Regions from separate parts of the Homo sapiens genome. Here region 2 is linked to region 1. The links are chromatin loops, found by intact Hi-C in ENCODE. Cell type or tissue: heart right ventricle. All regions are shown on one strand. Links, peaks and the distances in the headings refer to the core of each region. The heading gives the core; the rest is flanking DNA.

Region 1 (15,701 bases), core at 4,802-12,801:
GCACTCCAGCCTGGGCAACAGAGCAAGACTCCCTCTCAAAAATAAATAAATAAATAAATAAAAATAAAGTTGAAAATTGCTTAATTCACATAATACCTTAAAATTGCTTATATTTTTAGCAGAGTTTCAAAGCCAGGTCTTCTGCTATAAGCACTGTAACTAAAGAATAGGCCACAACCCAATATGTGTTCTCTTTTCTCAAAATGGTAGATTGATGAATTCTCTATTGGAATTTTAAAAAGTACTCATAGAAACTTCTATAAGTATCTATGTTACTTTTATGTAGTCAAACAGTGCCTTGTGTTATTAATAGTCATGTTTAGTTTGTCTTTCTAATCACATTGACCCCAAGTGGTATTCCTTAATTGACCCAACAGAACAGAGGTAAATTAATACAGAGAAATATTACATTCTCATAAAGAGAAGGCCGAATGATGTCGCCATTACAGTACTGTCTGAACAAAAGTTCCCCAGTAGTTAGAATAGAGATAAGTTGTGGCTTCAGTTGCCCCTGTGCTATAATAGTTAGTAGTTACTTCATGTTGTGTGTGATCATCCTTTTAAAAGAAAAAAGCATCATCTAGCAGATCACATGAATGTTGATTTTAACATGTAATGATGTTTAAATTTTATTAGTATTTTAGTTTGTTCAGTATAGGCTTGTGAATTTGGGTGGGGGGCTTATGTTGATATATTATTTTATTACCATAAAAATATTTAACTTGACTTTTACAGCCAGTGAGTTTTTTTCTTTAGAAGTATACACTTTAGTCAAATTGACAAATAGTGGTCTAATCATGCCGTGTTTTAATAAATGAAATAAGTGCAGTTCCATCAATCCCTTGGACTTGATAGACTAGGACTCTTGGCTTCCTTTCTTCTTCATTCCTTCCATCCTTCTTTCCTTCTGCATTTATTCATGAATAGATTTATGCATGTGATATATCCCAGGTATGCTTGATCTAAAACAAGTCACTGCTCTTGTGAAGCTCGATTATGATGGGGGAGACAGCCATTTAACAAGTAAGGAAAGTAACCTACTATGAGGAAAATAGAGAACTAGACAGACAATACTGGTGCAGTGGTGGTCATGATAGTAGGGCCTATTTAGACAGAAAGGAAGGGAAGGTCACATTTAAATTGAGATCTAAAGAAGAAAGAAGACTGTCATGCAAAGAGAAGGAAGGAAGGATATGCTGGGCTGAGGGGATAACATGCAGAGGGAAAACAGGCCTGTGGGCTGGTAACCTCATCACCAAGGGATTTCTCAGTCATCCCTGCCTTTATCTTGAACACACTGTCAGCCTCACCAAGAGGCAGAGTTGCTTTTCTTGATCAGCCAGTCACTAAATGCTATGCATGCACATGATTGGGTTCTTCACAGAAGCCTGCTGTTGCTTTTTAATTGTTGACGTTTTGTGCTTGCTAAATGCTTCTTGCTGCCTTTTAATGTAATAGTTTTCATTTGTTGTTTTAAGAGAAAATAAAAGCATGTTTCATGCCTTTCTGCCCTTCCATGATTCCCTTCTTCATTCTCTGCCCAGCCTGGAGGATGGGGGTGGAAATTAGTGGCTTTCTCATCTGAATTCTGAGTCCTGCAAATATCTGTTTGATAGCACTTTTCATGTAAGGTCGCTATTAGCTCGCCTGTCTTATTGTGACCCCTTGAGTCCAGGGACCCTCTCATATAGCACATTGTGTGCACACAGTATGCACTCAATTAATGTCTATGGACTGAAGAAGTACCATAAATTCATTTTGGACGTGGGCATCTGATTCTTTAAAGTGTAATGATGATAAGAAATTCATTACAGAGAAGTATATATTATTGACTTCTACTTTTCTTTCTGAGATAGTTTTAAATAAGTAATTAAGAGTTTAAAATAAACAAAATTTTTATTTGATTTCTAAGATTTCAACAATTTTAGTATTTTATTATCAATACAAAGTTTCTAACATGCATAGGAAGAGTATGAAGACAGTTATTGTTGAAGACTTTGTACCCTGAATACTAAACCACTCTTTCTGCTCCATGAAGTTTCTAATTTAATGTTGAACTGACTTGAAATGGAGAAGCATAAAAAGTTGGCTCCTCTCTAAAGGCCATCAGATAATATTCTCAGAGGTAAATCACCTGCAAGGTGAAACTTGTAGGTGAAGACAACTTTGTAAAATAAATTGCATTGGGCCTCAGAGATGTGGGCATATAATGAATAGAGATTCTGTAAACTTCACCACCTCCTTATAGTTTTGCAGAGTGAAGCTTCTGTGGGTATTTGCATGTAGGTGAATTATGTCTGATAACAAACAGAATTGTGATCTGGCCGATGTCAGAGTCCTAGCAGTGGATTTTAGTCCTAACTGCCACCTAAAGCCTGGCCAGTTAATGACTCTGGATCCTCATTTTCTCATCTTAAACCAGTAGAAGATTGCATTGGGTTGACATCTAATGTTTCTTTTAGCTTGAAATTTTGATAGTTCTTGAAATGTGTATTTTATTCATATGTCATTCATTATTTTAGCCTTTTAACACACATATACAAAACTAAAACAAACAAAAAACACAACTTGCCAGAGGATAGGAGATGGTAGGACTGATTGACTTGACTAGGGACAGGAATTTTTATTTGTTACAATTAATATTTGAGTAAGTTCTTTTTCTCATGTAATCATGGTAGTGACCATTTTGGGACCATGCCTGAAAACTTACTAGGTAATTAATGAGTCTGGTTCCTGTTAATATCTTCTACATCTCCGGCCAGAGATATATTTTTTGTTTCCTTCGCTTCCCAATATCAAGCTATCCTTTGGGTCCTTTCTTTTGAAACTAATAATTCCTCTTGGGATATAGCTAGAGAGATCTCTTTGGCTGGAGCATCTGCCATTAGGTCAAAATACTTTAATAAATATGTGCAGTACATACTAATCCTATATGTTAAAGAATTCTTTCAAAATAGATTCAAGAGTTTAAAAATAAAATATGGATTTTTTATTTTACAAAATAATTCCTTCTTAATTATAAGTCTGGAAGTTGGATCTGATATTTTTCAAAGCCATTGCTGCACATTGCAAATTTTCATGCCATCCACATTTTTGTTTGACTAATTACTAATATGTGCATTTTGCATGTTAATTTAGATTATCCCTCTTTTAGAAGAAAAGGAAATTGTTCTTAAAGTAATACTTACTGTGTAATCACAAGACAGTGAATTCGTAACACAAAGATGCTAATGTTTAGCAAATGATTGTTTAATGTAAATGAAATGTTAATTTGTTTGGAATGAGAAAACTAACTTTCTTTCTGCCTGCCTGCCTGCCTGCCTGCCTGCCTGCCTTCCTTCCTTCCTTCCTTCCTTCCTTCCTTCCTTCCTTCCTTCCTTCCTCCCACCTCCCTCCATCCCTCCATCCCTCCCACCCTTCCTTCCTTCCTTCTTTCCTTCCCTTCCCTTCCTTTCCTTTTTTTCTCCCTTTCTTCTTTCCTCCTTTTTATTTTTTATTTTATTTTATTTTATTTTTTGAGATGGAGTCTCGCTCTGTCGCCCAGGCTGGAGTGCAGTGGTGAGATCTCGGCTCATTGCAACCTTTGCCTCCTGGGTTCAAGCGATTCTCCTGCTCCAGCATCCCGAGTAGTTGGGACTACAGGTGCATGCCACCACGCCTAGTTAATTTTTGTATTTTTAGTAGAGACGGGGTTTCACCATGTTGGCCAGGCTGGTCTTGAACTCCTGACCTCAGGTGATCCACCTGCCTTGGCCTCCCAAAGTGCTGGGATTGCAGGTGTGAGCCACCACACCTGACCCTTTCCTTCTTTTTCTAATTAAAATAAACACTCATTGAGTACTTTCTGTCTGCCGTGGTTTTCCTCCAAAAGAACATACTTTATAGTAAAACTAATTTTACTACTGAAAACTCCCCAAAACTTTCATCAAAATTATTATTGTACTTTTAAGTAGACTGAAATATCTGTTTATTTAAAATTTAACATAAGGATCTTCACTTTTTAAAGAAATTTGTCATGACTTTTAAAAATATGTACAGGAAAAAAATAAAGAGTAGTCAAATATAAATTAAAACCATCAGTCTTAGTTTTCATATTTGCAAAATGAAAGGCTGTACAAAAATTATTTATAATGCCTTTCCCATGCAGCACTAACCTGTAAAATCTGCTGGGTTTTTTTTTTTTTTTTTTTTTTTTTTTTTTGAGATGGAGTTTTGCTCTTGTAGCCCAGGCTGGTGTGCAATGGCACAATTTCAACTCACTGCCACCTCTGCCTCCCGGGTTCAAGCAATTCTTCTGCCTCAGGCACCTGAGTATCTGGGACTACAGGCATGGCGCCACCATGCCTGGCTAATTATTGTATTTTTAGTAGAAATGAGGCTTCACCGCTTTGGCCAGGCTGCTCTGGAACTCTTGACCTCAGGTGATCCACACAACTCAGCCTCCCAAAGTGCTGGGATTACAGGCGTGAGCCACCATGCCCGACTAGATCTGCCTTTTTAACAGATTTTCTTGCATGGTTGGGGGATTGGTAATCACATATCTACCAATGCTCATCTGCTTTCTACTTTTATCAGAAACACACATTTCCATCACATTTAGTTTGGAATTAGGGAGTGAGTCTGGGAAACAAGAATAGCAAAGTGTAATACTGCAGTGCTCAACTCTAATGTCAACATACTCTTGTGTCAGACTTAGTCATTAGTTACAAGTCACAGTCATTAGTTACAAGTCACAAGCCATTAGTCACAAGTCACATAAATTCACAAGTCATTAGTTAAAGTATTAGCTTGAGAAAGATTTACTTTTTATAAATTGCAGCGGCTCAAGATTATCCCTGTAATACTCACGTGCACTCTGACATTTTCTTCATTGCAAGGGAAAAGGAGGGAAGTGGATTTAGAGTTCTGGGAAGTGAGGGTAAGTCAAAACTATGTCAAAGGATTCTTGTGAGGATTAAATGAGATGCTATGTATGAAGCACTTAGCATGGTACCTGGCATACAGAAAATATGATGTAAATGTTTGTTAATAGTATTACCATACCACAGCCAACCAACCACACTCCCCACACCACCACAATAACAAATTTTTGTTATTGTTAGCATACTACCAATTATGTGTATCATGGCAGAAGGGAAAGCAATTTTGAAAACCTCTGGCTCTATAATCTGACCCGTGACCTTGGGCTGGATTTGTCAGATGTGACTCCCACTGTTCCTTCCCTCTTAAAGCAGACTTGCCTATTTTGTCCTAGCACTCCTTCCCCACTGGCCTGACAAAGAACTTTGTTTTCTCTAACTTTTAATTTTTGTGGGTGCATAGTAGAAATATAGATTTATAGGGTACATGAGCTATTTTGATACAAGTATACAAGATGAATGCTTCTCTGATGATCAATGATGTTGAGCACCTTTTCATATAACTGTTTGCCATTTGTATGTCTTCTTTTTGGAAATGCCTATTCAGATTTTTTGCCCACATTTTAATTGGATTATTAGATTTGTCTCTATTGAGTTATTTGAGCTCCTTATATATTCTGGTTTAATAATTCTGGTGTAATAATTACATCAGCTTAAATGGTGTATCCATAACCTCAACATTTATCCTGTCTTTGTGTTACAAACAATCTAATTATACTCTTTTAGTTATTTTAAAATTTACAGTTAAATTATTATTGACTATAGTCACCTCTTGTCTTATCAAATACTATGCCTTATTCATTCTATCTGACTATATTTTTGGACACATTAACCATCTCCACTTCCCTGACCCCACTATCCTCCCCAGTCTCTAGTAACCAGTCATTCTACTGTCTTATCTCCATGAGTTCAATTGTTTTAATTTTTAACTCCCACATATAAGAGAGAATATGCAAGAAAAGTTTGTCTTTCTGTTCCTGGCTTATTTCACTTAACATAATGAACTCCAGTTCCATCCATGTTGTTCCAAATGAAAGGATGTCATTCTTTTTAAAGGCTGAATAGTACTTCATTGCATACCACATTTTCTTTATCTATTCAACTGTTGATGGGCACTTAGGTTCCTTCCAATTCTTGGCTATTGTGAACAGTGCAATAAACATGGGGGGTGCAGATATCTCTTTGTATACCTAGCAATGGGATTAACGGATCATATGGTAGCTTTATTTTTAGTTTTTTAGGAACCTCCAAACTGTTCTCCATAGTGATTGTACTAATTTACATTCCCACCAATGGCATATGAGGGTTCCTTTTTCTCCACATTCTCATCACCATTTGTTATTGCCTGTCTTTTGGATAAAAGCCAATTTAACTGGTGAGATGATATCTCATTGTAGTTTTGATTTGTACTTCTCTGATGATCAATGATGTTGAGCACCTTTTCATATAACTGTTTGCCATTTGTATGTCTTCTTTTGGGAAATGCCTATTCAGGTATTTTTTGCCTGCATTTTAATTGGATTATTAGATTTTTCTCTATTGAGTTATTTGAGCTGCTTATATATTCTGGTTATTAACCCCTTGTCAGATAAGTGGTTTGCAAATATTTTCCCCCATTCTGTGGGTTGTCTCTTCACTTTGTTGATTGTATCCTTTGCTGTTCAGAAGCCTTTCAACTTGATGTGACCCCATTTGTCCATTGTTGTTTTGGTTGCCTATCCTTGTGGGATACTACTCAAGAATTATTTGCCCAGTCCAATGTCCTGGAGAGTTTCCCCAATACTTCTTTTAGTAGTTTCATAGTTTGAAGTCTTATACTTAAATCCTAATCCATTTTGATTTGATTTGTATACGGTGAGATATGGGGGTCCAGTTTCATTATTTTGCATATGAATATCCAATTTTCCCAGAATGATTTATTGAAGAGACTGTCCTTTCCCCAATGTATGTTCTCAACACCTTTGTCAAAAAGGAGCTCACTGTTGATGTGTGGATTTGTTTATGGGTTCTTTATTCTGTTACACTGGTCTATATGTCTGCTTTTATGCCAGTACTATGCTCTCTTAGTTACAATAGCTTTGTGGTATAATTTGAAGTCAGGTTATGTGATTCTTCCAGTTTTGTTCTTTGTGCTCAGAATAGCTTTGGCTATTCCGGGTCTTTTGTGATTCTGTATAAATTTGGGGATTTTTTTTCTATTTCTGTGAAGAATGTCATTGGTATTTTTATAGGGATTGCATTGAATCTGTAGATTGCTTTGGGTAGTATGGACATTTTAGCGATTTTGATTCTTCCATTCTGTGAATATGGGATCTTTCCTTTTTTTAATATCCTCTTTCATTTCTTTCAGCAGTATTTTATAGTTTTTATTGTAGAAATCTTTCACTTTTTTGCTTAAGTTAATTCATAGGTATTTTATTTTATTTATAACTATTGTAAATAGGCTTAATTTCTTGATTTCTTTTTCTGATTTTTCACTATTGGCATACAGAAACAGAACTGATTTTTGTTTGTTGATTTTGTATCCTGCACCTTTACTGAATTTGTTTATTAGTTCTGATAGTTTTTTGGTGGAGTCTTTGTTTCTCCAAACATAAGAGCATATCATCTATAAACAAGGATAATTTGACTTCTTCCTTTCCAATTTGGTCGCCCCTTATTTCTTTCTCTTGTCTGATCGCTGTAACTAGGACTTCCAGAACTTTGAAATCCTTCACAACATAGCATTCTATTTGACTGCAAAAACTTGGTCAAAGTTAGAAGGAGAGATGATACCTATCTGCCATCACAATATTATATTCAAAAGCCATTGAATTGCCTTCTAATTAGTATAAAAAAAGGGAATCTTACTTTCTGTCCATCTCTTTTGAATCAAGGAATAAAAACACTAAGAGTGCCTCAGAAAGCAATAGTGACTTATTCTTTCTACAGTATGTGGCACAAGGAGTCTTTTGTAGCCCCATAAAAATCACCTACATTATTTTGCTAGTTCATTCACCAATGTCTTTAAATTTAAAAACAAAAATAACTAAAATATTGTTTAAAATTTATCTAACTACGTATGAGGTGAAAAAGAGACTAGACAAAACCCAATTTTTTCTTCAATGTTTCTGCATGTAGGGAAGTAATGTAGTCTATTTAGAAAAATGAATTTAAGTACAGTGACTCAACCAACAAACATTGCAATCCTATTCACTTTCTCCTCTTTTTTTTTTTGTAACAGTCTTGCTCTCTTCCCTTCACCATATTGCTATTCTACATCCATGCTTACCCCAGCCTACTTTCCCTTTTCTCCCAGGCTTGGATAAATAATGTAACCTATGAATTGAACAGACTTTTCACAATGTGAGAACTTCCCTCCAATCCAATAACTCAGTATATATTGAACTAATAAACCAAACATGGTAAGAGAACAACCTCTTTCTCAGGTTGATGGAACATATCAGGCATTGGAAAGTTCCTTTCCATGCAGAGACCCAGTAGAAGTTCCTGTCGGAAATGAGTATCTCTTGGCAGACCAAGGGTACATTCTGTTTGTTTTGCGCTCAGTTCGTTTTGTTCCTAGAAAGTGATAACATAAAGCACTCAACTATAAACAAGTCAGGTGGTATTTATAGTTATCTGGTAGGCATGAGGCAAAGTGGCAAACTTCCTTTAAAGAACCAAGCCAAGCTTACCTATGTTGAAATTCATGGTCTAATTTCTCGCTGAACTTCAGTGTGTAGCATTTGCTCATAAATGCAAAATATCTCTACCGAATTACAAAATCAGTTCCTTCTTTTCCTTTGAGGATTATGTAAAAGACTTTAGGGAACATAATGGAAAGATGCTGTTAGATAACCAGGATGGGTGAAGAAATACAAATAAGACTTATGAAACAAGTATAAGATAAGAAGGGGGAAAATGAAAACAAGCTTCCCAGGATGATTTCAGGGAGACTGACGTAATGACAAAAAAATCCCAAAGATAGGTGTAGCATGTGAATTATATGAATTATATAAACTATATTCACTTCCTAAGGAGTCTGATAACTAATGCTAGGTATGGTTATCACCATAAGACTGGCTCTATTTGATTGGTCATACTATAGTAATTAGCAAAATGTTAGGGTTGACTTTGTAATGATGATCTAAAAGATAACATAAAAGTCCCTTGGTCTGATTTATTGCTAAGAACTGACTCTGCTCCAATCTCCAGCTCCTATCTGCATGCCAATGCCTAGGATGCATGTAGATACGTTCATCAGGGAGCTGATGACATGTTACTTAAAAGGAAATATTATTTTGCACATGAAAATGATTTTTCTTACCTATCTAGTATTGTTACTGGTAACCCAGCAAAGCTTTTTGGTATAAACAGAATGGAATATGATGAGTAGAAACCAAATAATGCTTGGAAATGTGCTTTAGTTTTCTTTGAAGAAAATAGCAATGCAGTTTTATGAGTCCAGTTTTATCTCAAGGATTTCTACATACTTTGCTATCTTTTATGCTTTGGGGAATGGAGCCAGAATTGTGCCAGCATTGAAGGTCAAACATGAAGTGGAGAGTGGGCAGCCAAAGAGATCAGCAGTCAAGGTCTGAGCTTTATAATATAGCAGTTGTTCAAAAACAACTCATGTGTGTGACATTTCCCAGTTTTTGCTTTGTCTGCCATAAAAAGTGTTGTTGTTCCAGTGATGTTTGTGTAAGTGCTGGATGAGGTAAGAGAAGAGAAAAGAGATGGAGCCTTCTCAGGGGTTCAAGGAATTCTTTTCTGGCTTAGCTTGAGATGCCAGTGGTTATGAAAAGGCAGTTAAAATCCTGTATGTGTTTTCTTCCCATAATCTTAATTGTCTCCCAGTTTTAAGACCAGCTTTTCTGAAACACAAAATGGCAAATCCAAGGGACTGAAATCCTGCATACTCTTCTGAAATACAAATGGAATAATATTTGTATATAAAACAGTTCAACATAATATCCATAATTTTCCCTAGGTGTTCTAAAAAAAGAAGCTATTACATCATTTGATAACTAGATTTTTTTACTACACAATTAGGAGTATGGGATCCAATTTCAAGTTTACCATTACTGTTTTTCAACGTTATTCAAAATGTCCATATTTTGTTTCATTATTTAACTAGATATCATAATATTTTAAGTCCAAATATATTTTTAAAAAAAATTACTTTAAAAACATATAAATCCATCGTTTGTAAACAAAAAGAAGATATCCACATTAAAGGAACAATAAGTAACAGATTCATGCAGTGTACTCAGTCTGTCACTGAAAAATGCTGTTTCTTCAAAAGCAAAGATTTCAGTTTTCATTATTATCCTTAGTATTTCAACATATACTTTCTGTAGACATGTGTTACTTTCATGAATAAATTACATGTTAGAAATCAAGCTTAGAAAGTATTCTTTAACCAATCTTAAGATGTAAGGTTTGGTTTTATTGATATGAATTGGTTGTCAGGAACATAAAAGATAAATTTATTGATTTTGCTTTCTTCATTTATAGGGAGTTAATCAAATTCTCCTCCTTTCCATCAAATATCACCCACACCTTTCCACTGTGTCTAAGGGCTGACAGCTAAATGCTTACTTCGAGTTATGTGGTTACTTGAGAAAACCAGGTCATTATTGGAGAAGAGCAAAGTGATGCCTAGAGGGACGGATGGGGAAGGAGGGTAGGAATTGCTGAAAAGGGTGAGGGGTAAGGTGCAAAAAAGAACATTACCTATCCCCCAAGTCTGTCTGTGTTTGGGACCTTTATTCTCAGTCATATGGCTACTGGAAAGATCTTAGAATCTGTTTTACGTAGAATCTCTTTGAAAATATAACATTTATAATCCTTTAGGGCAGCAACTTTTTTTTTTTTCTGACTAGACACTGGTATTTGGGAGACATTAAATAAATGTTTGCTTAATGAGAATGTTACATATTTAAATAGGTGGTACTTTTATTATAGCCATTATTGTAAATACCTTGATATTTCCATTTGGAATGGTTGCTTCAACAGGTTGAAAAGTAGAGAATCTTAAAGAGTATGTGAAATTAACTTTCAGAATATTCTATCAGTTGAGCCTAGAGTAAGTCAGATGTAACAGATGAAATTAAACGAGCAAATTTCCCAGTTAAAATATCAGTGAAGATATCTGAAGACTTGCAAATCTGAAATTACAACATGCAATGGTAGTGTTACAATTCAGATGACACTTGGGACATTATCAAATGCACCTTTCATCCTTCACTTTAACTTGGAGAATTATTTCAAACTATCCTAAGGGATGGATACGTTAAATTTTAGTATATCATAAGAAGTCTTACTATTCATTATGCAGCCACACTATAAAGCAAAAAAATATAGAAACATCATGACTTCTCAAAAGATGAACTTGGTATCAGTTCTTCTTTTGAATTTTAGAAACTCATTTAATTCTTTTTAAAAGAAGTAAAATTTTAGCTGTCTTCCATTTAATTAATAAATAGATAGAAGGTCTAGAAATATGAAGAGTTCAAATAGTCCAAATATGTTGCTATTGTCATATTTTATAATTATGTCCCATTCTAATTACTCATTACATTTAGATATACCAGATTTAGGGTGATTAATTTACATTTCTCTTAACACCCTCTCTTTCATTTTATTTATGAAAACAAAGGCTCAAATGGGTAAATTTCTCTTCCCAAATCACAATAATGATGTGTGGCAGAGCTGAAAGTGCATGTGTGTTTGTGAACTTTTTACTCTTTCTTAGTAGCTGATCATTGTGTGATGATTCCTTGAGAATTCTGGATCTTGAAATTATTATTTGAAAATAATAAGATGAATAGGATCAATAAAGGAATTGAATAGTGTTGGATCTCATATAGTGTTAATCATGACCCAAAATAATAATCCTATTTGATTATATGATCCTAGACTTATTAGGAACTTGGATATTAATATTTGAAGGAATTTTTGAAATCACTGTTTTGTTTTGTTTTTTTTTTTTTACAATATTCCTCAAGTCAAATAAGTAATTGCAGACTGAAAAAAACTATCTAACTCAAGTTGCCTAATAGAAGTACAGTGCAGGTCATAACTTTGAGCCCTATATTAAATTTCCCAGGAGCCTAATTAAGAATAAAATAGTTAAAATTAATTTTATTCATATATTTTACTTAATGGAATATATCTCAAATATTAATTTTAATATGTTATTTATATAAAACTTAATAAGATATTTTAATTTACTTTTTGTACTGACTTCAAAATCTATGTGTATTTTACACTTAAAGCACATTTGAATTCAACGAGCCACATTTCACATACTCAATAACCACTTGTAGCTAGTGGCTACCTCTTTGAACAACACAAGTCTAAATGGTTTGCTCTGCCTCCAGCAGTGAGGGAGAGGAGGGATTAGAAGGAGTTGATTAGCAGCTTGCTGTGGAGAGATGTTTAGAAGAAGGAGTTGGCATAGGGTATTAAAACATATGAAAGGCTGACACTTCATTTCATAAATGAGGACAGTGGGGTGCAGAGGTATTGAGCAGCCTGTCTAAGAGGCCAGAACTGTAGAAGTGGCTGAGATGGAAACAGAGCTCAGTTCATCTTGTAATTTTATACTTTTTCCATTATAGTATATGTCTTCTCTGGGATAACAGAAATCAGTATTTAATGCTAGGAAAATCATCCTTCTACATAAAGGTTCCATAGAGCAGAAGCCTCCTTACTTTCTGGGAATATCCATGATTATTGGAAGAAAAACCTCTATTTGATTTGTTTACCCAGGTGACTTCCTTTTGATGGATGTGTTATATTAATAACCACACTTTGATGTTGATGTAACAGCATGGCACCTCATGATTTTATTGAAAGAAAACATTTCCCCTGAGAAATACACATGAATTGCTATTAAATTATTTTTTTTTTGTATTATATGTAACACATATTCTAAATATAAAATTTAAGTATAAGTGAAAGTGACTCTACTATTTGTATTTACTATTTCATAATATCTCCTTAATAAATTCTATAATTGCAGAAATTATAGATGTTTTGCATATTGTGGCCTGCAAAAGTAACTATTTTTTAAAACAAAATAAATTTATTTTATTTGTTCATTCAAATAATCTCTATTTAACCCTAAATGTGTGCTAAATAACTTGTTTCATGATGGGAGTCAAATTAGGATAAGGTATCATGGTTTGAGCCTCATAGAGCTATCATTTTATTTGGGAAAACCATTAATAACTAAAAATAAATAGTATAGTTATAAACCATGTTAAGTGTTGTAAAGAAAAATAAAATCATGTACTGAAATAGACAATTAAAGGATAGGTTGGCAAATTTCCTCTAGGTAGAGAGGTCCAGGGTGAGAGGAGGGAACAACAGTAGGTGCAAAGACGCTGGGGTAGCAAAGAACTTAGTGGGTTATGGGCACTGAAAGGAGGTCAGTTTGGCTGAAGCAGATTCACTGCAGTGAGAAGGGCTAGAGAAGAGTCTGTGGCTAGAGGCAGGGGCCAGGTAATTCAGACTCTTGTTAAGGATATATTGTTTTTTCCCAGCATGTAATGGAAAAACCTATTGAAGAGTTTTAAGAAAGGGAGTGACATGATCTGATTTATGTTTAAATAATTCACTGTGCACATTGGGTACAGAATGGATTTCAGTAGAGCATGAAAGGAGCAGGAATACTAGTTATGAAAGCCATTGTGTTCTCCACGTGAGAAGAGGGAGATGGGGCATTCACCTTTCAAAGAAAAAGATCTAGAAGACACAGCACATTCAAATTTTTCTATGGAATAAAGTGTGTATTAATGTGCCTTAGAGAAATCATGTATCTTCCTTTGGAAGGCTAAAAGCCCACAAAATATTTTAGATCACACATGGCAAAGTATTTTCATAATCCAGGAATTTCTGTGCTAAGCTACTCACTTGAAGAACTTGTGCTGCTTCTCTTTCATGATGTGGTTTTCATAAATATGCTTTTCATGCAAGGAATACGTAATATGCTACGCTTATTCAACTCTTTTAGCAACTCCCATGAAGACAAAACAAAACAAAAAATTCACAGGGCAATGTATTCAAATTGATGCATGCCTTGAAAAACGTTTTTCGTTTTGCTTTTTGGTCATTTTTTATTGAAAGAATGTAAAAATGCACGCTCAAATCAGACTTTCTTTTCCAGAAGTCTCATTGGCAAGTGATGGCTAAAAAGGATGAATATGATCTTAGAGTGACTTTTACAGGACAAAAGAATATACTCAGTTTTGTCAAAACATAGCAGTATTTTAATGACTTGTTACATATTTTTACTTTATTCATTTTTGATTAATTATTCTTAACATTCTAAAGAGACTTTTATTTCACTCTTTTATTCACGTCTATATTTTTAATTTATTGTATTGCTTTCCATTTCTCAACTGGAATGTAACTACCATGGAAGTGAAATTATAACTGTTCTGTGCAAGGTTGTAATCTTAGGAACTTAGAGTTCTTTCTGTATAATAGGTGCTCAATAAATATTTGTTAAATAAGTAAATGAATGAATGAACAAACACTTGAAAATAACTGTGGTATTTTGAATACATCAAAAGCTGTTTAGTAGAGAACTATTTTCCTGGTATTATATGCAACAACTTCATCTTCTTCCCTTTAACTAACTTTATATTGAAATAGGGATTTTCAACTCAGTACTATTGGAATTAGAGGCTGGGCAATTATTTGCTATTGGTGTGTCCTGTGCGTTGTAGGGTGTCTGGCAGCATCCCTGGCTTCTACGCGCTAGATGCTTGGCAACCCCCAGTTGTAACAACCAAAAATCTCTCCAGATGTTGCCAAATTCTCCCAGTTGAGAACCACTGTATTAAATATTTTCACAGTATGCAACTAATGATGTTAAAAATACCTAGATTGTGAGCTATTGTATACTGAATTTTGGCATTTTCTATATGGAATGTTTCATTCAAATATTTTAAATTAATTAATTAAAATATATTATAGTATATTTTATCAAGTAGGTAAACATAAAAGGAAATAACTTCCCTGTGATGATTTTTCCACTTGGAAAAGCTATTTCGAGGGTTTGCAGGTCCTCCAAAACTATTTTCAATAAGACTACTGTCCTTTGCTAGCCACAAAATATTAGCATATGAATCCAACTTTCCACAGTGGGAGCCTAGAAATTTCCTAGGAGGCAAAACTGGTTCAACTGCAGTCATTATGCAGAACTATTACTTGCATAGGAAAAAGGACAGAGAGCAGAGATTAGTGAACAGCCCACAAAGGCCCAGTGTTTTTTCTAAGACTTACGGAAGATAGCCAGAGACTTTCTGCGTGATAGAGCTTTTAGGGAGATGTTTACATTGCTATTTCCAGAATTTTATCTTTTTTAATTGATCAAAGGAAACCATAGTACATAGATAAAACTCTGCATGGAACATGAAAAAGAAAGCAGTATTTGAAGGGAAAAATTTGTCATATCTCACGTAATTTCCCAAGCTAGATCTGATAATCAAAGCTAATGACCACACAGATTGCAATTAATCTCAGCATTCTGATTAAAACGCAAAAATTTAAGAGCAGATTTGGGTGGCAGTTGAGAGAAGGTGATTTCAAAGCTCATAGAGTGATTATTCACTCCTCCACCAACTATTTTGTTGTGCTCAGGCAAGTGTGTTGATTGGATAAATCAATAAAGCATAATTCTGTTTTTGGGAGGGAGCTGTAGACATATCATTGGTGCTCCATAGACACATTTTCACATAAAAAATGTAATGATTTTGATATTCCCTCCTCTCCACCTATTGC
Region 2 (15,701 bases), core at 4,285-12,284, 98 kb before region 1:
ACTTACTTGTTTAGCAAGTAACACTCGGACCAAATAAGGAGCAATAATAATAGTGGCATGTTTTTACTGCTGTTTTCTGTTAGTTTGATGTAACGAAGATTTTCTTAATCTCTTAGAAATAGCCATTAAGTAAAATAAAATTATATTGAACTATTTGATGGAAATGCCAAGCAATTAGTGTATGACATCATTTATGAGCTGTATTATTAATGTGAAATGCTAGAATAATTCAGCAAGAGTAAATGACATGCAAAGGTCATATTACCATGGGCCTGGAGGGGGCAGAAATGGGAGGGAGAGGGAGAATAAATATATATGTCATGTTAAGGTAGAATGTGATAAAATTACTGGTGATATTTTGTATTAGCCTGAGATATGCTGAATTACAGTTGGTGATGCTTTTTGTCAAGGTAGTTAGGGAACAGGTCTAGTGATTGCTTACAAGATTAGAGATTGATTCCTGATACCAATGTTGACCCATAAATTGTAGCTAGAACAATTTAAGACTGTGTTTACAGGCTTGGAGGCAGTCAGCAGAGGCCTCTGGTTCATAGGAACCAGGTTATATTTTGCCTTAAATCTGAGCTTTGCTTTGAAATAAAGATATTAGATGCTTTTTCTTGAGTTGGTAGTTCTTTTGCTTTGCAATTTCCTGGTATTCCATTGTTAAATTACAATTCTCTTTAGAATTCATTCACACATGAACCAGTTTACCCTTTCTGAATTTCGTGCCATAATTGATTTTAATAAGAGGCAGGGAAGCATCATTATTGTCTGACCATTAAGAATTATAGTTAAACAATCAAGCCATGGAACATTTGTTTGGGAGCTTTGAGGAAGGTTTTAATTAGCCCTAGCTCTTATTAGAATGATGCATTTACCTCTTGCAGGTCTATGAATTTAGCACTTTTTGTTTGTGGTGAATTAGTGGCCAGTGACTAGTATTTGATGGAATCAAAAAGATTTGTTATTTTGCCCCAAAACAGAGCTTGTATGACCAGACATTATAAAAGCCTTGATAATTGTAGAATTTATTAATAAAAATTTTCCCCACAGGGACCACTCAATATAATTCCAAATATCTCAGATTTTTCTCATCTTCATATGTTTATTCCAACACAAATGCTTCTTTCTGCAAACTCCTATTTGCCTTTGCTTAATATAATAGGTTTGTTTAGTTTTACATTCTCCTGTTATTTAAGCAAGATTGAATCTTTTTTTCCACCTGCAATTGGTATTTATAAGGGTCATACAAAACTTGTTACTTTAGGTTGATCAATTACCTTATTATCTTGTTTTGTCCCCTTGGAGGTTATGACAAAATGGTGCATAATACCAAATGTCTTGTAATTCATCACATAAAAATAATGTAATTTTAAGTTGATAACTTTTTCATAATTAATGATTGGTTTTAGATCATAATTTTTTAGCTTATTGATGGCTAATGTGGTACATTCTTCCATTTAAAGTAAGCCCTTAAGAAAAATAACAATTTTGTTATCTCTCATTTCCTCTGCTAATTTTTGTGTTTAACTTTAAATATCAAATTCAGAAATATAATTATAAAAATAAGTAACAGAAACTGTTCTATTCTGGTATTAATTGCCACTTACTGTTCTTGGACTTTTTCAATTATTTTAATTAATAAATCAGCTAGGCTGTATTTCAACTTGGACATTATCCAGAAATCACCTTGGGTCTGTTTAACACACACACACACACAGCTGTGTGGAAACCAGGCTGGAGGGAGCAATTATGCTGAGTAGGAGTCCCAAGAGGGGTTCTGTGTGCACTAGGTACTTCCTGGGGACTTGGAACTGATGGTTTTTATCTAGGCTGTTGCCCTGAATCTATACTTGTTTCTTAGCCCAAGGAGGGCTCTGGCCAGAGTACTGTCAACCAAGTGTCTTGTGATGAGAACCTCTAATGCCTCTGGGTGTCTGGAGTGCTATCTCATTGAATTAGCCTCAAGTTGAACTCCCTTAGAAGTTTCAGCTGCTTCATGTTCTGAATTCTAATGAATTTGAAACTATACTGAGCAGGTGACAGCTGTGAGTGAGGGACCACATCACCAGCTTATTTACTTTTATTCTAATTCAAAGTGATAGGCCCCTTCCTCTTTGAAGTTAAATGTCTTGTTTCTATTCTTTCTCTAACCACTTTTTTGTCTTTTGTCTTTCTTCCATTTTGGTTCTTTTTATTTCCTCTCTCTCTTCCTCGCCATTCCCTCTTCCTCCCGTATTTCCTCCCTCTTCCCTCCTCCCTCCTTCCCTCCCTTCCTTCCTTCTTCTGTTCTTTGCCTTTTCTCTTTATTACCCTAGAACCTTGTCATATCAGTTTCCTCTAAGGACCAAACTTTCTTATGATCTTTTTCTTCCTCTATTCCTTCTTCTTATTATTACTGGTCATGGTGTTTATTGGCCCTCTTTCTTCTTCAGTTACACATTTCCAGGATGTGCTATCCTGGTCGATATCTTCGTTTCTTTTGGACTCCAAAGCCATGGACTAAATATTTCACTTTAATTGTTCAAAACTGCTTGAATGAACTGTTGTATAATTATTATTAGCTCCTCCTTTCTACTCCTATCCTCATAAAGCTTTTATGGAAATGTAAAACCAGATAAGCAGCTGGTTTGATAAATATTACTGTGATAATGGATTCAAAAAAGCCTATATTTAAAGAGTCAGTCTGCTCTAACATTCACTAACAGTGCCAAGCCACTTAAAACATTTTTTTAAATGGGGATAATTGCCAAACGGGATAACATGGCTGAAAACATTTCATGTTACAAATGATACTTATTGCTACTGAGATTTACTATCAAAGAGAGTCACTATTCAGTGTCACAGGACATTTCAAAATCTATATTTTATTTTTTTAACTTTTTATTTCAAAATAATTTGAAACATAAAAAATTGCAAAATGTATTCCCATATAACCTTTTCTAAATGTTAGCATTTTAGAGTTATCAAAACCAGAAAATTAACACTGATAAAATACTATTAACTAATCTGTAGTTGTTATTCAAATTTCATCAGTTATCTCACCAATGTCCTTTTTCTAGAGTAAGAGACAAACCGAAATCATACACAACATTTATTTGTCATGTCTCTTAGTTTCCTCCAATCTGGGTAGTCTTTCCGTATCTTACGAGATCTTGACACTTTTGAAGTCTAGTGACCAGGTATTTTGGAGAATGTCTCTCACTTTGTGTTCTGATAATAAAAGTCAGGTTGTACATTTTTGGCAAGAGTACCATAGAATTAGGGCTGTCCCCTTCTCAGTGCATCATATCAGGAAGCGCATGATGTCAATTTGTCTAAATACTACTGATGTTAACTCCAATTATTCATTCTAGGCTGGCCAGGTTTCTCTACTATAAAGTTGCTAGTTTACTTTCTGTAACTAATAAGCATTATGTGGAGAGATACTATGTAAATGACCAGTTTTTTCTATCATACTTTCAGCTATGAATTTTGTACTCATTGATCATTCTTGCCTGAAACAGTTGTCACTATGGTGTTTGCCAAATGGCGATTTTCTATCTTCATAATTCCTTCTACCATTATTAGTTAAAATTCTTCTACGCGGAAGTTTTCCCTTACCCCCCACTTACTTACTTTCAATTATTTATGTATATCAGTATGGACTCGTGGGTATCTGTTTCATTCTGTGAGCTATAATCCATTACAACTGATATTTATTTTGTTGCTCAAATTGTCCACATTTGACCATTGGAAGCCCTTTAAGTTGGCTCTTGTGCCCTTTCTTCATATCACCATCATTTTTGAACATTCTTCTTTTCTGGTACCACAAGACACTCTAGGCTCTTCTTGTACTCCATTTGATCCAGCCCATGAGTCAATCATTTTCTAAAGACACCAGATTTCTGTTATTAAAGAATAGAATTTAGAAACCAAAAATCTGGGTGTTACTTGTGCTTATTCACAAAAGAACGTATCTCCTTTTTTCTACAGTCTATTTACTTATTTGCTTAAATCTTCCATACACATAAAGTACTTTCAGAATTGTTCATCCATACTTCTGTGAAAAATATTTACTAACAAGAGTACAATATTTAGCCTTAGAATATAGGGTCAAAACGCTTTATTTCCTAAGTTACTTTTCTTCTCTTCCTCATCGTGAAAAATTTTGTGCTTTGACCTACAAGGAAAACTATGGTGACTTCATGTTGACCTGAATATTTACATACTTAAGTGAGTTGTCTACAAATCAAGGTTGTATTTTTTAATAGACTGATTTTAATACTTGCTTTGTTGTTGATATGAAAATGAAGCCTCATATTTCTATCATGTTTTCTTTTTTTTCTTTATTTCTTCTAAAAAAATGGTATGGATATGCAGAACGTGCAGCTTTGTTACATACGTATACATGTGCCATGGTGATTTGCTGCACCTACTGACCCATCCTCTAACTTCCCTCCCCTCACACCCCATCCCCCAACATCGTGTGTGTGGTTCCCCTCTCTGTGTCCATGTGTTCTCATTGTTCAACACCCACTTAATGAGTGAGAACATACAGTGTTTGGTTTTCTGTTCCTGTGTTATATGTAACATTATTATACATTTTTTTTTTACTCTTTTAATATCTTTAATATTGGCCAAGGCGGGTGGAACACGAGGTCAAGAGATCGAGACCATCCTGGCCAACATGGTGAAACCACGTCTCTACTAAAAATACAAAAATTAGCTGGGCGTGGTGGAGCCTGTAGTCTCAGCTACCCGGGAGGCTGAGGCAGGAGAACAGCTTGAACCCAGGAAGTGGAGGTTGCAGTGAGCCAAGATTGCACCATTGCACTCCAGCCTGGTGACAGAACGAGACTCTGTCTCAAAAAAAAAAATAAAAAATAAAAAAAATTAAGTCTGTCATGTAGGAAATAAAATAACAGAAAATAGCCTTCTTTCAAGTTTCTGTAACGGAATACAAGATAAAACTTCATGAAAACTCTCAAGAAAAAGAGTGACCTGGCCGGGCGCGATGGCTCACGCCTGTAATCCCAGCACTTTGGGAGGCCAAGGTGGGGAGATCATGAGGTCAGGAGTTCGAGACCAGTCTGGCCAACATAGTGAAACTCCGTCTCTAATAAAAATACAAGAAATTAGCTGGGCGGGGTGGCGGGCGCCTGTAGTCCCAGCTACTCGAGAGGCTGAGGTAGAATGGCATGAACCCGGGAGGCGGAGCTTGCAGTGAGCCGAGATCGCGCCACTGCACTCCAGCCCAGGCGACAGTGCGAGACTCCGTCTCAAAAAAAAAAAAAAAAAAAAGAGTGACCTGAGCCAAAAATGACCCTCCACTTTTACAAACCATTTTGTCTTCCTGAAAGACATGACCTATAAATGACCGAGTATGAACAGTATCTTTACACTTCTTTCTTTCCTTGATTTGTTTCCGGGTTTCAGCGAAGAGGTAAAGGGTCAGAAGGAAGAGAGCGGCTAGTAGAAGCTGAAAAGGGGAGAAGTAGGCCAAGTCAAGTAAGTACAGAAGTACAGAATTTTTTTTTTTTTTTTTTTTTTTTTTTGAGATGGAGTCTCACTCTGTTGCCCAGGCTGGAGTGTAGTGGCGCGATCTCGGCTCACTGCAAGCCTTGCCTCCCGGGTTCATGCCATTGTCCTGCCTCAGCCTCCCGAGTAGCTGGGACTACAGGCGCCCGCCACCACGCCCAGCTAATTTTTTTATATTTTTAGTAGAGACGGGTTTTCACCGTGTTAGCCAGGATGGGTCTCAATCTCCTTACCTGGTGATCCGCCCGCCTCGGCCGCCCAAAGTGCTGGGATTACAGGCGTGAGCCACCGTGCCTGGCCCAGAAAAATTTTACTATTATTAATCAGGAATTACAGGATATGAGGGGAGATTGACTACTAGTAGTGTGTCTATTTTTAACAGTGTATCAGAATGTAATACTCTACAGCATGGCAGGCGTTGAAAGCATTTTCTGATGCCTACATAGAAGTAGACAGAGGCATGAGAGTGATTCAGTGCTCAGCTGTCTCTCCTTAGCTGTAATTTATGACTGTCAGCATTATTTCTCTTGGATAGTGAAAGAAAATTTTAATCCTTTTATAGTATCACATATTTTATAGAATTTGTTTGTGTCTCATTTTGACTTTGTAGCTCCCCAAACCCTAGAGAACATGGGAAGTAGTTAGCCTACTGTTATCTTTGTTGTGAGATTTTCATCTTTTATCATAAATAGAATAGCGAACTCTTTCTTTCAGTGAAGCACTCTTCCTCCTAGTCACACTTAGTGATTACAAAGTTCTGTTTTCTTTTATACAAATGCCAACATTTTTGTAACTTCTTGGCTTATGAAGAGTGAGTGTTTAGAGTTACCGGGAACCATGAAAAGGAAGATACCACCGGTGTTTATTTACTGAGATTTAATAAGAGAGTCATCAATATGGCATTTTCACCCTTTTCCTGCCGAAATCTGGGAGAGCTTTTGGTTGCATGTGCCTTTCAGGCTTAGCATTTGTAAAACAGAAACAGCTTGTGAGTTTTACCATAGGACAGGGCTTTCAGCAGAAATAGGTCTATCACAGTTACTGTGAATATGTGCACAGGAATCCTTGCTATGGTGGGAATGTTTGTTTGTTTACTTTTCATAACCAACAGCAAACAACTCTTCTCTGAAGAAATATATTTCTCCTCTGACTTTTGAGAAGATTTTAACGTTTTGCATGATGTGTAGATCACCTTTTGACCACAAATATATGTCACATCACATTGGACAGGTTTCAAATCACAACCGTGAAGTTCAACAGCATACTGATAAAAATGGCCATGCAACACTGTGAAGATTAACATGTAGCAAGCTCCCGGGTATATTAAGTGGTAATAATAAAAAAGGCAGAGTCTTAGGTGCCCCATAGTTCATGGTTTGCACCACATTTTCACACGAGTTTTGTAGATGTCTAACTACGGACACTAGCACCCATACTTTGGTGACAGGTCAAAAACCTTTTGGGAAATTAATATTACCCAAATGTGTTTTGGTGAAAGTCTATCCTTTCTGAGAAAAGTCCCGCCAACAAAATACAGAGAAATGAGTATGAAATTTAGGAATGAACCAAAAAAAAGTCATTTTGTGATGTTTACAAGTGGACAAGGAAGGAAGTCATTTTGGGCAAAGGGAACCCACATGCAAAGCCGTGTTATGAGAATATTGGATATTTGGCAAATGCCCCGAGTTTAGTGTGAATTTGTACACTGTTGATAAAGAGGAAGGAATGGAATCAGGAAATATGAAACGGTTAAAACGATTAAACTTGGTGACTAATAGAAGTAGTAAAGAAGAAAGGATTGGAAATATCCCAACCAACTGAGCTTATTAGTCACAGATGTTGGTGAATAAATCCCACCATGCCCCATCCATTCCTGACAAGCCCAATCAGGGTACAAAATCATGTGCTTTGGTGAGACCTAGAGATAAAGTTTCATGTCTCAGCTCTGTCAAAGTACTCTGTGTAACACTGGGAAAACAACTTCTGTGAGCTTTAAATTCAGCGTCTAGAAAATAATACTTATTTCTCAGAAATTTTGTAAAGATTAATTGTGGGAGAGAAGTCACTTTGAAATAATTATATAAATGCAAAATATATTATCTTCTTGTCCACTGCTACTAATTGTCAACATTAAAAATGTATATCTGCAAAATCAGTTCTTCTATGCTAAATTAAGAAATGCAGCACCGGCCAGGCACAGTGGCTCATGCCTGTAATTCCAGCAATTTGGGAGGCTGAGGCAGGTGGATCTCCTGAGGTCTGGAGATGGAGACCAGCCTGACCAACCTGGTAAAACCCTATTTCTACTAAAAATACAAATTAGCTGGACGTGGTGGTGCAGGCCTATAATCCTAGCTAAATGAGAGAATGAGGCAGGAGAATTGCTTGAACCCAGGAGGTGGAGGTTGCGGTGAGCCAAGATCGTGCCATTGCACTCCAGTCTGGGTGACAAGACCAAAACTCAGTCTGGAAAAAAACAAAAGAAAGAAAGAAAAGGAAAAGAAATGCAGCACCATGTCCCTAACTTTTTAGTTTTACTGTTGTAACAGTCTTTGAACACACGGCAGTTTTGCCAGGTTTGGGTCTCCCTCGGTGTTCAATTTCCTTCTCCAACTTGTAAATTTCTATTCTAAATAAAACAAGAGGTAATTATGGTTGAGTTCCTTTTTCTCTTAAGTTGGTTAATAAAAAGTGTAGAGTCCTTTATGCAAGTAAAATAAATGCACAAGCTAATAGTTTATTTTCTTTTCTTTGGTAACAAGAACAAGGAGATTTTTGTGAGGAAACAAAATACTTGTTTGCCAAGAATTTGTGATAATGTGTCAAAGGTGACTAATATCTTGAATCTCATCCAGACACCTACTACAGGGGAATTAAGGACACAGTAAAATAATGGCCATCTTATACCTGGGTTGGCTCCTAACATCAAATTATGATGTGGCTTGTGGACTAGGGAGCTGGGCCTGGCCATGCTAGCTTTGTGTGTGCTTTCCTTGCTCCTTTAAGCCAACACTAGAGAGAAAGCAGACTGAATAGTTGTGTTGCTATCTTCTCTGTGACCTACTTACTTTGGTATTCTAAATTTTTCAATTATATTAATGGAAAAAGGAGGAGAGCCCTAGAAGAGAGTGACCTGTGCCCTGTTTGTGAGCTCAGCCTCGTGCTGAACAGCCCTAACTCCCTGCCCCAAATGGGGAAATCCACGGGCCTGTGTAGATGTCTTGGCCACAAGGAAGTGAGGAGACCACAGGCCCGTGTAGTCATCTTAGCCACAAGGAAGTGAAGAGACTAAAGACAGTCTTTCTCTCCTAAAGCCTAGAGAAGAATTAGAATCGTGGGGAATTGATCCCAGGAATCTAGATTCTAACAGATTGCTCGAGTGAGCCTTCTCTACACTAAACTTCAAGAATATTTATGAAAAATTTCACCATCTTGTATGATACTTGTATTAGTAAATTAAATGTAGCTGTTAATAATCAGTAAGCACTTATCCATACTTCTAAGAAAATGAAAGTTCCCTCTAAAAGGAAAGGAACAAATTGAGAACTTATTATTTTCAAATATTGTCATACATTTATTTTTTCTTTTATTTGCTTCAGACAACTTAGAATTTCACTGTATAAACTAGTGTCATCCATGAGATTAGAGAAGAAACCTCACAGTTAAGCTCCTCTCATTTATTCCACAGCTTATTCTTATTTATAATCAGCTTGTTGTTGTTTGCTTCGTAGTTATTACTAAGTGGTTATCACTTTCATTAGACCTTGCTTAGAATGTCTTCGAATTTAAATCAGATATATTATTTTAGAGTGAGAACATATACCAACATTTGAAAGAATATATAAATATGTATTTGGTAATGGCAGCATTGCTAAAATAAATGTATGACCTTCTAAGTGACTGGTCTAAAAAGGGCATTGATGATAGGTTTAGTTCATATTAGAATTTCAAGCCTCTAGTTTTATAAACAATCTCTCTATTTGATTTCAATGTTAATGAAATACTCTGCTTTAGAATCATTCAGAAGATAGCATATACTATCACTAGCAAGCATTCACATGGCTTTAAGTGGGAGAGAAATACTAGAGGAAAACTAGAAAGCCTTTATCACCACTTCGTTTCCTGTTTTCCTCTTGTCTTTGGTGACGATTCAAGGTCTAAATATTTGAAGCTATGAAAAATTAAGAATATTCTCCAGAGGTTCAAATGAAGAGAGCTCTTACCTAGCCTGCAGCCTTGGTGGGGCCAAGATTGGCTCCTAGAATATTAGCTACTATGACTATCTTTCATTATCACCTCTTAGAGAAGGGAAGCATTAAACAACAAAGAATAAACCAGAATAAGACAAAGAAACATTTGGCTTAAAGATGAGTACGGAAGAAGAAATCTCTATAGAGACTCATCTAGGTCTGTGCTGTTCCGTGTGGTAGGCACAGCTAATGATCATATGCATTGAGGTTAGTATGAATGAGGAACAGAGTTTTTAAGTTTCTAACTTTAATTTTAATGAACTTATATTTAAGTTTAATAATCGGTACTATTTTTAATTATTGGAAAAAAAGTTAAGCTTATTGGGGGAACAACTCACCTCTGGAGATCTACTTTTTAAACTGTAAATTTTATGAAGCCTAATACCAACTAAGTATTTGTGATAAAATTTAGCATCCAAATTGAGATGTACTGGAAATGTAAAATACACACTAGATTTTTAAGACATAGTATGAAAAAAAGAATATAAAATTTTCACTAATATTTTGAAGTATGTTTACATGTTGCAATGATATATTTTGGGTATGTTGGGTTTAAAATAGGTTATTAAGATTAATTTCACCTGTTTCTTTTTACCTTTTTAATGTAGATACTAGAAAATTTAAAATGTGGCTTCTATTATATTCCTATGGGACAGTACTCATCCAGATGCTTATGACAGCCCAGATTTCTGTAGTGCTGGAAACTGAGAAGTCTGGTGTTCCCTGGTATTCATTTCAGTGCCATGGCTCTACAAGGGAATAAAAATGTATTAATCAGTGATGAAATATGTCCTTGGAAAATAATTTGAAAACTTTATTACTGAGAATACAGATTATTAACTAAATGGTAATAGTACTGTCCTAATAAGTACCAACTCATTAAAACAACTAGGAATATTTAGAGTGAGGACTGTATAAATGTTTACCAAAATGTTTTTCTTGTTCCAGATTTCCTTCTTATAACTTTTAAAGTAATTTATTTTAGTCAGGATTAACTAAGCAAAATATGTTGTTATAATTATATCACATGATGCATTTAAATTAAGCAATAACTATGAATCATCTCAGATGTGGAAAGCTCATGGCCTCAGAATGGAATATGGGGACTCATAAGACTTTTTTATTATGATGATACTTTAAGTTCTAGGGTACATGTGCACAACGGGGAGGTTTGTTACATAGGTATACATGTGCCATGTTGGTTTGCTGCACCCATCCACTCGTCATTTACATTAGGTATTTCTCCTAACGCTGTTCCTCCCCCAGCCTCCCACCCCCCCACCAACAGGCCCTGGTGTGTGATGTTCCCCACCCAGTGTCCAAGTGTTCTCATTGTTCAATTCCCACCTACAAGTGAGAACATGCGGTGTTTGGTTTTCTGTCTTTGTGATAGTTTGCTCAGAATGATGGTCTCTAGCTTCATCCATGTCCCTGCAAAGACATGAACTCATCCTTTTTTATGTCTGAATAGAATAGTATTCCATGGTGTATATGTGCCACATTTTCTTAATCCAATCTATCAGTGATGAACATCTGGGTTGGTTCCAAGTCTTTGCTATTGTGAATAGTGCCACAATAAACATATGTGTGCATGTGTCTTTATAGTAGCATGATTTATAATCCTTTGGGTATACACCTGGTAATGGGATGGCTGGGTCAAATGGTATTTCTAGTTCTAGATCTTTGAGGAATTGCCACACTGTCTTCCACAATGGTTGAACTAGTTTACAGTCCCACCAACAGTGTAAATGCATTCCTATTTCTCCACATCCTCTGCAGCATCTGTTGTTTCCTGACTTTTTGATGATGGCCATTCTAACTGGCTTGAGATGGTATCTCATTGTGGTTTTGATTTGCATTTCTCTGATGGCCAGTGATGATGAGCATTTTTTCATGTGTCTGTTGGCTGCATAAATGTCTTCTTTTGAGAAGTGTCTGTTCATATCCTTTACCCACTTTTTGATGGGGTTGTTTTTTTCTTGTGAATTTGTTTAAGTTCTTTGTAGAATTTGGATATTAGCACTTTGTCAGATGGGTAGATTGCAAAAATTTTCTCCCATTCTGTAGGTTGCCTGTTCACTCTGATGGTAGTTTCTTTTGCTGTGCAGAAGCTCTTTAGTTTAATTAGATCCCATTTGTCTATTTTGGCTTTTGTCACTACTGCTTTTTGTGTTTTAGTCATGAAGTCTTTGCCTATGCCTATGTCCTGAATGGTATTGCCTAGTTTTTTTTTCTAGGGTTTTTATGGTTTTAGGTCTAACATTAAAGTCTTTAATCCATCTTGAATTAATTTTTGTATAAGGTGTAAGGAAGGGATCCAGTTTCAGCTTTCTACATATGGCTAGCCAGTTTTCCCAGCCCTATTTATTAAATAGGGAATCCTTTCCCCATTTCTTGTTTTTGTCAGGTTTGTCAAAGATCAGATGGTTGTAGATATGCGGTGATATTTATGAGGCCTCTGTTCTGTTCCATTGGTCTATATCTCTGTTTTGGTACCAATACCATGCTATTTCGGTTACAGTAGCCTTGTAGTATAGTTTGAAGTCAGACAGTGTGATGTCTCCAGCTTTGTTCTTTTTGCTTAGGATTGTCTTGGCAATGTGGGCTCTTTTTTGGTTCCATATGAACTTTAATGTAGTTTTTTCCAATTCTGTGAAGAAAGTCATTGGTAGCTTGATGGGGATGGCATTGAATCTATAAATTACCTTGGGCAGTATGGCCATTTTCATGATATTGATTCTTCCTATCCATGAGCATGGAATGTTCTTCCATTTGTTTGTGTCCTCTTTTATTTTGTTGAGCAGTGGTTTGTAGTTCTACTTGAAGAGGTCCTTCACATCCCTTGTAAGTTGGATTCCTAGGTATTTTATTCTCTTTGTAGTAATTGTGAATAGGAATTCACTCATGATTTGGCTCTCTGTCTGTTATTGGTGTATAGGAATGCTTGTGAGTTTTACACATTGATTTTGTATCCTGAGACTCTGCTGAAGTTGCTTATCAGCTTAAGGAGATTTTGGGCTCAGAAGGTGGGGTTTTCTAAACATAGAATCATGTCATCTCCATACAGGGACAATTTGACTTCCTCTTTTCCTAATTGAATACCCTCTATTTCTTTCTCTTGCTTGATTGCCCTGGCCAGAACTTCCAACACTATGTTGAATAGGAGTGGTGAGAGAGGGCATCCTTGTCTTGTGCCAGTTTTCAAAGGGAATGCTTCAAATTTTTGCCCATTCAGAGTGATATTGGCTTTGTTTGTCATAAATAGTTCTTATTATTTTGAGATATGTTCCATCAATACTTAGTTTACTGAAAGTTTTTAGCATGAAGTGCTATTGAATTTTGTTGAAGGCCTTTTCTACATCTATTGAGATAATCATGTGGTTTTTGTCGTAGGTTCTGTTTATGTGATGGATTACAATTATTGATTTGCATATGTTGAACCAGCCTTGCATCCCAGGGATGAAGCCGACTTGATCGTAGTGGATAAGCTTTTTGATGTTCTGCTGGATTCAGTTTGCCAGTTTTTTACTAAGGATTTTTGCATCGATGAACATCAGGGATATGGGTCTAAAATTCTCTTTTTTGTTGTGTCTCTGCCAGGCTTTCGTATCAGGATGATGCTGGCCTCATAAAATGAGTTAGGGAGGATTCCCTCTTTTTCTATTGATTGGAATAGTTTCAGAAGGAATGGTACCAGCTCCTCTTTGTACCTCTGATAGAATTCGGCTATAAATCCATCTGGTCCTGGACTTTTTTGGTTGGTATGCTGTTAATTATTGCCTCAATTTCAGAGCCTGTTATTGGTCTATTCAGAGATTCATCTTCTTCCTGGTTTAGTCTTGGGAGGGTGTATGTGTTCAGAAATTTATCCATTTCTTCTAGATTTTCTAGTTTATTTGCATAGAGGCGTTTATAGTATTTTCTGATGGTAGTTTGTTTTTCTGTGGGATTGGTGGTGATATGCCCTTTATCATTTTTTATTGCATCCATTTGATTCTTCTCTCTTTTCTTCTTTATTAGTGTTGCTAGCAGTCTATCAATTTCATTGAAATTTTTGAAAAACCAGCTCCTGGATTCAATGATTTTTTGAAGGGTTTTTTGTGTCTCTGTCTCCTTCAGTTCTGCTCTGATCTTAGTTATTTCTTACCGTCTGCTAACTTTTGTATTTGTTTGCTCTTGCCTCTCTAATTCTTTTAATTGTGATGTTAGGGTGTCAATTTTAGATCGTTCCTGCTTTCTCTTGTGGGCATTTAGTGCTATAAATTTCCCTGTACACACTGCTTTAAATGTGTCCCAGAGATTCTGGTATGTTCTGTCTTTGTTCTCATTGGTTTCAAAGAACATCTTTATTTCTGCCTTCATTTAGTTATTTACCCAGTAGTCATTCAGGAGCAGGTTGTTCAGTTTCCATGTAGTTGTGTGGTTTTGAGTGAGTTTCTTAATCTGGAGTTCTAATTTGATTGCACTGTAGTCTGAGAGACAGTTTATTGTGATTTCTGTTCTTTCACATTTGCTGAGGAGTGCTTTACTTCCAATTATGTGGTCAGTTTAAGAATAAGTGCGATGTGGTGCTGAGAAGAATGTATATTCTGTTGATTTAGGGTGGAGAGTTCTGTAGATGTCTATTAGGTCTGCTTGGTGCAGAGCTGAGTTCAAGTCCTGGATATCCTTGTTAACCTTCCGTCTCATTGATCTGTCTAATATCGACAGTGGGGTGTTAAAGTCTCCCATTATTATTGTGTGGGAGTCTAAGTCTCTTTGTAGGTCACTCAGGACTTGCTTTATGAATCAGGACGTGCTCCTCTATTGGGTGCATATATATTTAGGATAGTTAGCTCTTCTTGTTGAATTGATCCTTTTACCGTTATGTAATGGCCTTCTTTGTCTCTTTTGATCTTTGTTGGTTTAAAGTCTGTTTTATCAGAGACTAGGATTGCAACCCCTGCCTTTTTTTGTTTTCCATTTGCTTGGTAGATCTTCCTCCATCCCTTTATTTTGAGCCTATGTGCGTCTCTGCACATGAGACGGGTCTCCTGAATACAGCACACTGATGGGTCTTGACTCTTTATCCAGTTTGCCAGTTGGTGTCTTTTAATTGGAACATTCAGCCCATTTACATTTAAGGTTAATATTGTTATATGTCAATTTGATCCTGTCATTATGATGTTAGCTGATTATTTTGCCTGTTAATTGATGCAGTTTCTTCATAGCATCGATGGTCTTTACAATTTAGCATGTTTTTGCAGTGGCTGGCACCAGTTGTTCCTTTCCATGTTTAGTGCTTCTTTCAGGAGCTCTTTTAGGGCAGGCCTGGTGGTGACAAAATCTCTCAGCATTTGCTTGTTTGTAAAGGATTTTATTTTCCCTTCACTCATGAAGCTTAGTTTGGCTGGATATGAAATTCTGGGTTGAAAAATTCTGTTCTTTAAGAATGTTGAATATTGGCTCCCACTCTCTTCTGGCTTGTAGGGTTTCTGTGGAGAGATCTGCTATTAGTCTGATGGGCTTCCCTTTGTGAGTAACCAGACCTTTCTCTCTGGCTGCCCTTAACATTTTTTCCTTCATTTCAACCTTGGTGAATCTGACAATTATGTGTCTTAGGGTTGCTCTTCTCGAGGAGTATCTTTGTGGTGTTCTCTGTATTTCCTGAATTTGAATGTTGGCCTGCCTTGCTATATTGGGGAAGTTCTCCTGGATAATATCCTGAAGAGTGTTTTCCAACTTGGTTCCATTCTCCCTGTCACTTTCAGGTACACCAATCAAACGTTGATTTGGTCTTTTCACATAGTCCCATATTTCTTGGAGGCATTGTTTGTTTCTTTTTACTCTTTTTTCTCTAAACTTGTCTTCTCACTTTATTTTATTAACTTGATCTTCAATCACTGATACCCTTTCTTCCACTTCATCAAATTGGCTATTGAAGCTTGT

The links. Peaks named below come from ENCODE experiments on the same cell type or tissue, not always from the same donor. Only the 100,000 strongest peaks of a DNase experiment are listed, where the experiment ranks them.
Region 2: it touches region 1 in a loop (2.1-fold over the local background); 2 of 110 quality-filtered maps call a loop at or near these places.

Annotation. Positions count from the first base shown.
Region 1 is chr4:85,586,861-85,602,561 of GRCh38, forward strand. All of the region lies in intron 2 of ARHGAP24 (Rho GTPase activating protein 24), which reads left to right. Among named protein-coding and RNA genes, the nearest start is that of ARHGAP24, 120 kb to the left of the region's middle. In heart right ventricle, for the core only: no CTCF peak of the experiment used is centred there; no DNase peak of the experiment used is centred there; H3K27ac peaks cover 2,254 bases.
Region 2 is chr4:85,489,829-85,505,529 of GRCh38, forward strand. All of the region lies in intron 1 of ARHGAP24 (Rho GTPase activating protein 24), which reads left to right. Among named protein-coding and RNA genes, the nearest start is that of ARHGAP24, 23 kb to the left of the region's middle. RefSeq lists an enhancer at 8,574-8,623. In heart right ventricle, for the core only: no CTCF peak of the experiment used is centred there; a DNase peak (open chromatin) is centred at 8,731; H3K4me3 peaks cover 811 bases; H3K27ac peaks cover 4,434 bases.